2 separate regions of the Mus musculus genome follow, and region 1 is linked to region 2. Evidence: chromatin loops called from intact Hi-C (ENCODE). Cell type or tissue: heart. All regions are shown on one strand. Each heading gives the region's core, and the rest is flanking DNA. Links, peaks and the distances in the headings are about the cores only.

Evidence for each region. A loop is a pair of places that touch in the nucleus more often than their neighbours do. Peaks named below come from ENCODE experiments on the same cell type or tissue, not always from the same donor. Only the 100,000 strongest peaks of a DNase experiment are listed, where the experiment ranks them.
Region 1: it touches region 2 in a loop (9-fold over the local background); 1 of 42 quality-filtered maps calls a loop at or near these places.

What each region holds. Positions count from the first base shown.
Region 1 is chr19:5,454,323-5,459,197 of GRCm38, forward strand. It overlaps Fosl1 (fos-like antigen 1), which reads left to right. Exons shown (of 4, transcript NM_010235.2): 3 at 91-198; 4 at 570-1,616. The coding sequence ends at 986. It overlaps Ccdc85b (coiled-coil domain containing 85B), which reads right to left and starts at 3,241. Exons shown (of 1, transcript NM_198616.4): 1 at 1-3,241. The coding sequence starts at 3,075. The coding sequence ends at 2,467. In heart, for the core only: a CTCF peak has its summit at 3,007; DNase peaks (open chromatin) are centred at 939, 2,029 and 3,249; H3K4me3 peaks cover 3,545 bases; H3K27ac peaks cover 2,926 bases.
Region 2 is chr19:5,363,600-5,368,474 of GRCm38, forward strand. It overlaps Banf1 (BAF nuclear assembly factor 1), which reads right to left and starts at 3,277. Exons shown (of 3, transcript NM_011793.3): 1 at 2,969-3,277; 2 at 2,219-2,357; 3 at 1,034-1,559. The coding sequence starts at 2,341. The coding sequence ends at 1,413. Eif1ad (eukaryotic translation initiation factor 1A domain containing) reads left to right here and starts at 3,214. Exons shown (of 6, transcript NM_027236.2): 1 at 3,214-3,611; 2 at 4,459-4,677; 3 at 4,823-4,875. The coding sequence starts at 4,591. In heart, for the core only: CTCF peaks have their summits at 2,866 and 4,075 (motif pointing right); DNase peaks (open chromatin) are centred at 2,190 and 3,072; H3K4me3 peaks cover 2,489 bases; H3K27ac peaks cover 2,218 bases.

The sequences.
Region 1 (4,875 bases), core at 609-4,608, 91 kb after region 2:
TACAGACTGAAGGAAAGCTGGATGACCAGCTCAGGGCAGCTGGTGGCTCAGAGTCAGCCTCATTGTCTCCCTTCTTCTATCCCAACCTAGATCAGCCCAGAGGAGGAAGAGCGCCGCAGGGTGAGACGCGAGCGGAACAAGCTAGCAGCTGCTAAGTGCAGAAACCGAAGAAAGGAGCTGACAGACTTCCTGCAGGCGGTGAGCATCATCCCCAGGCCCGGACCCACAGAGCCCCAAGAGGGGTCTCGGCTCCCAAGAACACAAAAGACCCAAAATTACTCCTCAGGACTCTGTCATCCTCCCTGCCTGTGGGGAAGTCCTGGAAAAAGGATAAGGGAAAGTGGCTTAAATATTGTTTGTCGGGCTTCGAGGCAGAGTCGAAGATGGTAGGCAGCAATTCTCCTAAGATGCCCCCGTCTGATGGGAGTCATGGCCATTTTCTCCCAGAGGCTCACGGGAGGGAGTTGCAGTCCAGACTTGTTGGGGATGACAGGCACAGTCCCTACTCCAGCCTGAGGCTTGGGGATCTTTAGCCTTCATTTTCCTATCTTTCTGCTAATCCTGTAAAGGAGACCGACAAATTGGAGGATGAGAAATCGGGGCTGCAGCGAGAGATTGAAGAGCTGCAGAAGCAGAAGGAACGCCTTGAGCTGGTGCTGGAAGCCCATCGCCCCATCTGCAAAATCCCAGAAGGAGACAAGAAGGACCCAGGTGGTTCTGGCAGCACCAGCGGTGCTAGCAGCCCACCAGCCCCCGGCCGCCCAGTGCCTTGCATCTCCCTTTCTCCAGGACCCGTACTTGAACCGGAAGCACTGCATACCCCCACGCTCATGACCACACCCTCTCTGACTCCTTTTACTCCGAGTCTGGTTTTCACCTATCCTAGCACACCAGAACCTTGCTCCTCCGCTCACCGAAAGAGTAGCAGCAGCAGTGGCGACCCCTCCTCCGACCCCCTGGGCTCTCCTACACTCCTGGCTTTGTGAGGCACCCAGCCACATCCCTTGCTGGTGCTACTCCAAGCCATCCCCTTTCTCCCATTGATCCAGCAGGCCTGGACCATACCCTTGCCCCAAACCAGCAGATCTTTTATCTCTTCCGACTAGAACAAACACATTATGCTTTGATGTAGAGCCAGCTTGGAGGGGATCCCCAAAGCTGCTCACTGTTTTTCTAGAGCTGGCCTATCATAATTTGCACAAAATTAGAGGAAAATATGTTCCCTCTGCCAGAGAACGCCTGGCAGCCCAGACTTTGTAGATCCCCAGGGGTCCTTTGACACCCTTACCCCTTGCAGACCACTTTCCCACACCACGTCACTTTCTTCATGTTATCCAGCCTACTCTACACCTAGACAGAAGGTGCCCTTTGACTAGCCTAGAACACTAACTCACACAGCATCAACAGCCAGCAGCACCGGACATCCTGCAGGCTCCTCCTGAATGGCACAACGCAGGAGGCGCCAGGGGCTTCTGTGAGGAGCGGAGCTGCACTCCCTAGCTCTGAGAAGCGCTTAGCTTCAGGGTATCCGAGCCTCCACCGCAAGGGCAGCTGCTATTTATTTTCCTAAAGAGACTATTTTTATACAAACCTTCCAAAATGGAATAAAAGGCTTGAAGCTCTAGTCTGGGTTGTCATGTTGGATCCAGAGGCTAAAGGAGACCATTTGGAACAGGAGTTCCAGGTTCCAGTCTCAGCATTGACCTTGAAGAAACTACCATATGTTTTTGGACTTCCATATTCTCACCTGAAGAATGGGGCGACCCTCTGCTCTTCCTTGTCTCCTATACTGAGAGACTAAGAATGCTCTGGAGTGCAAGCAAAGAAGATTATCAATTATTTTCCCCATGGGAACCCACACTGCTCCTGTCTTAAGGACTGGGGGGGGGGCAGGGAAGGCCGGTGGTATATCCTTCCACCATCCATGCAGGCGGTTCAGTGGGCTTTAGGCCCCCAACACCTGCTTCCTGTCCCATTGTTTTAGACAGGAAGGAGCCTGGAAGGGAGCTGGAGCCACTACAGCGGCCGGATTTCAGCCTGTCTTGGCGCCCATCGGGGGAGTTAGTGGTCTACCACCGTCTCAAATCCCACCCCAATCCCAGGTAATAGGGAGTCAGCCCTAGCTCTGCAGTTCCTCCGGATGAGAACTGCACTGCATCTCTGGGTTTACGCCCTCTTCCCAACCCCGGCGAGTTCTAGACACAAGCTGGCCAGGCTTCGGGCTCTGCTTCCTTCCCAGTTTATTAGTCCCCACCCAACCACACAGCAAGTCCCTCCACTTCAGCCTCCATTTCCCCTGCTGCTCTGCCAGCAAGAGCAAGGAGCCCTCCTCAGTGCCAGGGCTTTTCCAGTCCATTCCAGCGCCCTGGTGCTCAGCCGAAGCTACGACCAGGTCTGGAGGTCCACAGCATTCCCCGAGCTCAGGGAGCAATCCAGGCAGGCATTGGCGTGGAAAATGCGGCGCCCTCAGTCATCAGGGGAGCAGGCTAGGGGCAACTGATCCGGGCTGCCCACACTGCCAGTGCTGGAACTTCCATCGCCTAGGTCGCGGGGCCCGCACGGTGGCAGGGCGAGCTCGGGTGTGGGCCCAGCACCTGAGCCCACTGCGCCGCCGGGGCCACCGCGGGGGCCCCACTCTTCGCCCAGTGCTAAGCAAAGCTCCTTAAGGGCCAGATTTTCCCGCAGCAGCTCCTCCTGGCGGCCTTCCAGCTCCGCTAGCTTCTGCCAACAGCCACCCAGGTCCTCGCGCACCGCCCGGGATGCTTGGGTCCCAAAGAGCTGCCACTGGCGCGCCGCACGCCGTCCTCGTTGGCGCTCCGAGTCCAGAAAGCAGCAGAGGTCGCGCAGCTCCCGGTTCTCCGCCTGCAGGCGCCGGTTGAGCTGTTTGAGCTCACGGATCTCGCCCAGGTGACCCTGCAGCTGCCGATTCACCTCCTGCATCAGGCGGCCGCGCTGCACTAGCGCTGCCAGGCGCGCCGCCTCCTCCCGCCGCAGGCGCCGCACCAGCTCCTCCTTACCCAGCGCCGCCATCTCCTCGTCCGTCAGCTCCTCCAGGCCGCCTGCTTCGGCCTCCATAGTTGATCAGGCAGCTGCAGCATCGCCCGCCCACGGCCGAGGCTCTGGAGCCCCTCCTCGGGCCGGTTGCCTCTCAGGCTCCGACCCGGGCTCTGGCTCCGAGGACCGTAGGCAGTGGAAGAGGCAGCGTAGGCTGCAGCAGCTACCCTGGGGTGGGCACGAGGCAGGGCGCGCGCCGGGGCGGGGCCTCGTGATGTTGCCCAAGAACAGCCAATCCAGAAAGTCTCCCAGGAAGGGGCGGAGCCTAAGCCTGTAGCTCTCTTTTCTCGCCCACTCCGGACCTGGGTGTCACGACCCTCAAACAGTAGAGACCTTCTCTCTCCTTTCCTTCTATGGTCATCTCAGCGGGACTTGAAGGCGTTACAGGACTCCATGTTCCAAAATCCCTCGAGCACTTTTTGAGAAATGATATTCAGGTGTCTGCCTTTGACTCCTTCCCACTCCGCAACAGAAGCTAAACAGATGGCTTACCAGGCTCTTCTTCCTTTCCGAGAACTATGAAGCATCACTCCCTCGCAGCTACTCCGAATCTAGAGTCAAAGGTCCTGGCCCATTCCCAACCCTCCCTCCCTTCCTCCCAGGGACCGTTTCCTGCCTGCAGGATGGGCCATCCAAAGGATTTGTTTGTTTAATAAACCTTTGTTGTGTGAAAGGTCCGTGTAGAAATACGCTTAACAATAATCCTGTACTTGATCAAAAAGGTCAAAATCTGACAGAAGAAGCCAAGGCTACACAGAGAAACCCTGTCTTGCAGAGAGAGAGAGCGAGAGCGAGAGAGCGAGAGAGAGAGAGAGAGAGAGAGAGAGAATCTTTTGGGGAAGAGAGAGAGGGCAGGCACAGAAGCTCACGTTGAGCATATGGCTCAATGACAACGCACTTACCTAGCATGTGGAAGGCCCTGGTTTATTCTTGGACCATAAAAAAAGGATGTGATACAGAAGTAGTCTCTGAGATCCCCAAAATATTTCCCAAAGAGGAAATACCTGAGGGGCCATTAAAGATGCATAAGATGCCAGCAGGGAGTTCCAGGACAGATAGGACTATGTAGAGAGACCCTGTCATCAAAACACAAAATACAAGACTGCCAAGAGAGAAAGAGTATGTGAAAGAAGCAAGAAGTGTGGGAAGAGTCACTGCTGCCCTGGAGAGTCTAGCTCCTTTAGGATTAAGCGAGGCTAGTTCTGAGAGTCTGGTAAGCGTGGGTATATGGGAAGTGGTAAGATGAGGAGGCTTTGAAGAGCAGGGTATATTGGTGGCTCCTATCCTGCAATCCCAGTGCTTGAGAGGTTGAAGTTGGAAAGGGAAGTAGACTTCAATGGCGGATAGATGTCGAGTTCTTAAGGACCTGCAGTTCTGGGCTAGAGGCTTGACAAAGGCCAGGTAGAATTTTAAAGAGGGAAATAACATTTCAAAATGTTTTGAGACAGGGTATGTAATCCTGGAGAGCCTGAAAGTAGACCAGGTTGGCCTCCAATTCACGGAGATTCTCTGGCCTCTGTGTAGGAATTACAAGCATGAACCACCACAGTCAAGAAAATATACATTTTAAAAAGACTTTTCTGAAGCCAGTTGTGTTGGTATTTGCCAGTAATCCCAGCACTTGGAAGGGAGCTGCAGGAGCCTCAGGAATTCAAGGTCATCCTCCCCACAGCAAATTCAAGACCTGATCTGTAGGAGACTTTGTCCCCAACTCTGTCCCCGCCAAAGAAGTCTCCACGTGTGCTGTGTGGGGTGGATTCTGGTGGCAGAGTGCACTGTAGATGAATAACACTGTGTCAGTGAACAGAGAGCTGTGCAGAA
Region 2 (4,875 bases), core at 459-4,458:
TTCTCTATGTAGCCTTAACTGCCCTGGAACTCTGTAGACCAGGCTGGTCTCAAACTCACAGAGATCCTCCTGCCTCTGCCTCCCAAGTGCTGGCATTAAAGGCATGCGCCCCCACGAGGCAGAACAGAGAGAGACCACCCTATTAATTAACCTTCCCTTTATCAAATGACCATGAGAATTGTCTCATCTCACACCCAGTCCCGTACTGCCATCCTTACCTTCCTGGAGAGTAAACATGCAGAAAAGCATTTCATTTGTATAATCAAGCCATTGTTCAATGATACTTTCTGTTGAAGGAATGACTATCAAGCAGGAACCATTGTTACACAGCACTGTACCTGCTCCCCACAACCCTCACCGTATGAAGCTCAAAAAGCATAGCATGGGTTACATGACACAGGAACACAGGCTCCCACACACTTTGAGCTCCAGTGGCTAGTTTCTTGAAAGTTCAAGGGCAAATTAGCTTTCTAAGCTCCAAATCTCTTACCATTCCAAAATAAAAAATGTAATAAGTGCTTACAAAGATACTAGTTTCAGGGTTGGCTCACAATATGAGCTTGAAAACAATAGAAGTAGGATTTGGCTTTCAAGTTTAACCATTTCCTTCCTTTTCTATGGTAGCTTGGCAAACAGCAAAAGTCCCACCCATTCATTCTTGCCAGACGCTAAGAGCACATGCTATGATGACTGGCAGGTGACCTCTTACCCACATCCCATCCACCCGCTTCCTGGTACCTTTGACTCCCACTGACTTTCCACCAGGTGCTGCCTAGACTGACTGCTGACATCTGGAAGCCTTCAGCCTACCTGGCTCCCAGGAGAAAAAAGCCAACCCACACTCTCTCCCACAATGTTTAGGAATTGGGACACCCAGGGCACCTGCCCAGAGCCCACATGGCTAGGGTGGCTCCCTCTTGGGAGGGGAAATAGAAGGCACCAGTTTCGGTCTGCACTGATAACGAATGAAGTAGACGTGTTCAGCCCTGGGAATACACAACTCCCCAGCCTATCTGCTCTCTGACACAGAACACCAAGTATGAAGGCCACTGATTTTATTAATTTAAAAATCTTTTATAAGGACAGTGACTGTTTTTGCCAAAAAAAGGAAAGGAGCCAAAGGGCATCCAACAGATAGTGAGGGAGAAGGGGGCCAGGAATCCATTCAGGAAAGTTGGTAACTGCTGCCACGGAACTGCAGGGGGAGGTGGAAGGGAAAGGCATGCAAGGGAAACGATCCCAGAAAGATTGAAACGCTGAGGGGAGAGAACTCCCCATAGACCCTGGAGTACATAGGAGGTGAGGGTGACAACAGCCATCTTTTCCTTTATGGAGGACAGGGAGGAGCCCTGCCCTGCTGCAGACTCTGGAAACTGTGCTGTGGCTGGGGTATGAGGGATCCCCAGAGAACACTACAAGAAGGCATCACACCATTCTCGAAGGCACCCAAAGCAGTCCCGGGACTGCTTGGCATTGGCACCACATGTATCCTTCAGCCATTCTCGGAAGAGGTCTTCATCTTTCTTTAGCACCAGAAACTGGCCAAGGACCACATAAGCCTGCAGAATAGAAAAGGGCATGTGGCTAAGTGTCTCATGGGCTAAAGCAACAGGACTGTCCACGCTGATACCACTCCGAAGAGGCCAGATCTCTGAAGCTAGGGAGGGTTAGGTGGTAAATACTTCAGAGGGCAAGGCCATTTTTATTTTGATTAAGACAGGGTTTGTTGCCAGGCAGTGGTGGCGCACGACTTTAATCCCAGCACTTGGGAGGCAGAGACAGGCGGATTTCTGAGTTCGAGGCCAGCCTGGTCTACAGAGTGAGTTCCAGGACAGCCAGGGCTACACAGAGAAACCCTGTCTCGAAAAAAAAAAAAAAAGAAAGACAGGGTTTGTTCCTTTGTTGTCAGGGCTGGCATTAAATCCCACGGGAATCCTCTTAGCTCAACTTCCCAAGTGTTAGGGTCATAAGCACAATCCACTATGCCTAGTTTCATTTTCGTGATATTTAAAACACACAAAAGGGCAGGGGACAGTGAGCCACACCTTTAATCCTAGCACTGAGAAGCCCTGTCTCAACAAAACACAAAAATGAAGGAGGCACCATGCCTCCCCAGGTACCCCCCAAACATGTGTGGGCCTCACTCCCAATCTGCGTGGTACCACCTGTTGCCAACCTTCGCTCCTACCCCTCCCTGGCATTTGCAGCCCCCCCACACCTTGTCAAAGCCCCTTTCCTCCAGCCTCTTGCTCAGGACGTCACCAATCCCGGCCAGGCTCCCCACTGGCTTTTCCCCCATGGGCTCTGCCACGAAGTCTCGGTGCTTTTGGGAGGTTGTCATCGTGATCAGGCTTAACCTGGGAATCCCCCCCGCCAAAAAAAAAAAAAAAAAAAAAAGAAAAGTAGGTTAGGGCTGAAGACCACAAGTCCCAAGGGCAATATCCTACCACAGCTACTGTGGCTGCTCCCTTGAGTCCCCCCAACCCATCCCCGGCTATTCGGAAATTTCCACTTTCCGTGGGTCCTGGTTTTGGGTATATTGGATATATCAGCTTGCACTAGCTGGTGGCGCACCTAAGGCAACAGAGCGACTCCCAGACTCAGTAGTCAAGGTCCGCCCTGAAGCCCTCACAGCCCGCGACCCTGGCTACACAGACACTGACCCCGTTGGGAACTAACACGTGGTAGGAACAGCACGCGGCTCTCGCCAGCCTCGCCGCCCTCACTCGGGCTGCCGGCCTCTTCCACGCCTCTCAGGTCCCGCAGGCCCCGCCCTGAGGCCCCGCCCCGCTCCGAGCGCCCCGCCCCCTCCACGCGCCGCCACCCGGACACACCGCGCATCGCCCCTCCCGCAGACTCGGGCTGCCCCGCTGCAAAGGCGCGCCTCCGCGATGGATTCCCCTCCCTCCCGCCTCTGCGCGCCGCCACCGCACGCCAGCCGGAGCACCACTCCGCTTCTCACGCTCACCGGAGGCTCCGGCTCTGGTAACGGCTCCTCGCGCCACTCGGCCGCTCCCGCCCAGACCTCAAGCTACGAGACGGTTCCTCGACTTCCGCTTCCGGGTCGTTTTATGCGCGACCTTCAAAACTAATCCCCAAACTGGGCAGGTCTAGCTACCCGGAGCCATAGAGTTGACGCGCAATCGCCAGCCGCGGCGCCCACGGGGGTCGCTGTTTTCCGGTTCCTCTCAAGAAGCCATCCGGCTTTCGATGGCTTTTGTTTCTCCAGCGGCCCTTCCGGTCTGTGGGATCGAGACCTCCGAGGAGAATGCGTTTTCCTGCCCCGCACTCGGAACTTAGGCTTGCCTCACTTGATGGAGGGAAGAGTTAAAGGGACGGACGAAGAGGGGGCGGGAAATCCGGAGGACCTCTGAGCGCCCCGGAATCGCAATTCCCGGCGCGGTTTCCTCAGGTCTGTCACCTCAGACCGGCAGACGGGAGGGAGGAACAACGGAGGATTGGGGCCGAGCGTCCAGACCGGCGTTACCGTCGGGGCCACCTGCAGGTCACAGTTGTTTGCTCTTTGGTCCCTCGCTGTCGAGGCGCGTCGTGGACGAGCTACTGTCGCCGTCAACCTGGAAAGCGGAGCGTGCTGGTGTGGCGCCGAGCGGGTGAGTTCCGTGGGCAGCTCTCGTGCTGGGCGCCGCGTCGGTCGCTCCGTGCCTGGGATGTGTCGGGAGGCCGTCGTTGTGTGGCTCTCCTGCCTTGGGTGTTGAAGCCTGTGGCGGAACGCAGCTCACCTTAGATTTCGCTCAGAGAGCTTGGCGGGATGACCGATCGGCCTGGGAGGGGGAGGCGTCGCCGTCCTAACAGGACTGAGACGTAGGACTCAGGGCTTGCCCTGTGCTGGGTAGTTTCCGTGATCTCGCCGATTTACTTAGTTTTTCTTTGTTATTGAGAGGGCCGGCCCCGTGCTCCGTGGGTTGGGATTAGTGTTGAGATCGAAGGCTTGAGCCACCCTGACGTCTCAGCTGACACTATAAAACCTGTGTTTCCTGGTTTGGTTTGTTTTTTTTTTAAAGATGTCCCCCATGGGTGGTGTTGTGAGTGCCCTCGGAAGCCAGAAGAGGGCGGTGGATGCCCTTGAATTGGAGTTAAAGGTGGTTGTGAACCATCTGATGTGGGTGCTGGCTCATAGGACATCTCCCTGGCCCTTGAAGGTCCTGCTTGTTTGTTTTTGGTTTACGGTCTCCCTATGTAGACTAGGTTGGCCCAGGACTCAACAAATTTCTGCCTACCTCTCCCTCCCAAGTGCTAAGAATAAAGATATACACCAGCACCTGGCTAAGTCTGTGATTTGTCTTTCAATGATTTCATTCATGTTTTATGTGTATTAGTGTTTTTACCTGCATGTGTGTCTCAAAAGAGGGCGTTGAATCCCCTGTGGCTGGAAACCATACCTGGTTCTCTGCCAGAGCAGCAAGTCCTGCTGTCCCCTAAAGTGCATGTTTTTAACAGGGCGAGGTGGCACTTTTTCGTATAAGGCTGCTTCTCTTGAAAGCAGTCCTGGCTTCTAAGGCTGGCATCCAAATAATTCTGGAAGAAGAACTGACAGTCTGTGCACCCTAACAACCCTGGACAGAAACCAGCATGTCTCAGGCCAGCAAGAGGAAGCATGTGGTGCAGGAGGTGCTGGGGGAGCACATGGTGCCTTCTGACCACCAGCAAATAGTGAAAGTGAGTGCCGCCTGTCTCGGGCTTCCCGTCCTCCTCCCAATGCTCCCATTGCACCGCTGGGTGTGGAAAGGGAAGGCTCAGTGCAGGTCGGAGCATGCTTGATTTAACTGATGAAGTGGCTAGTTCTCGCTTTTTCCTGGACCAGGTCCTCAGGACTCCTGGGAACAATCTGCATGAGGTGGAAACAGCACAGGGGCA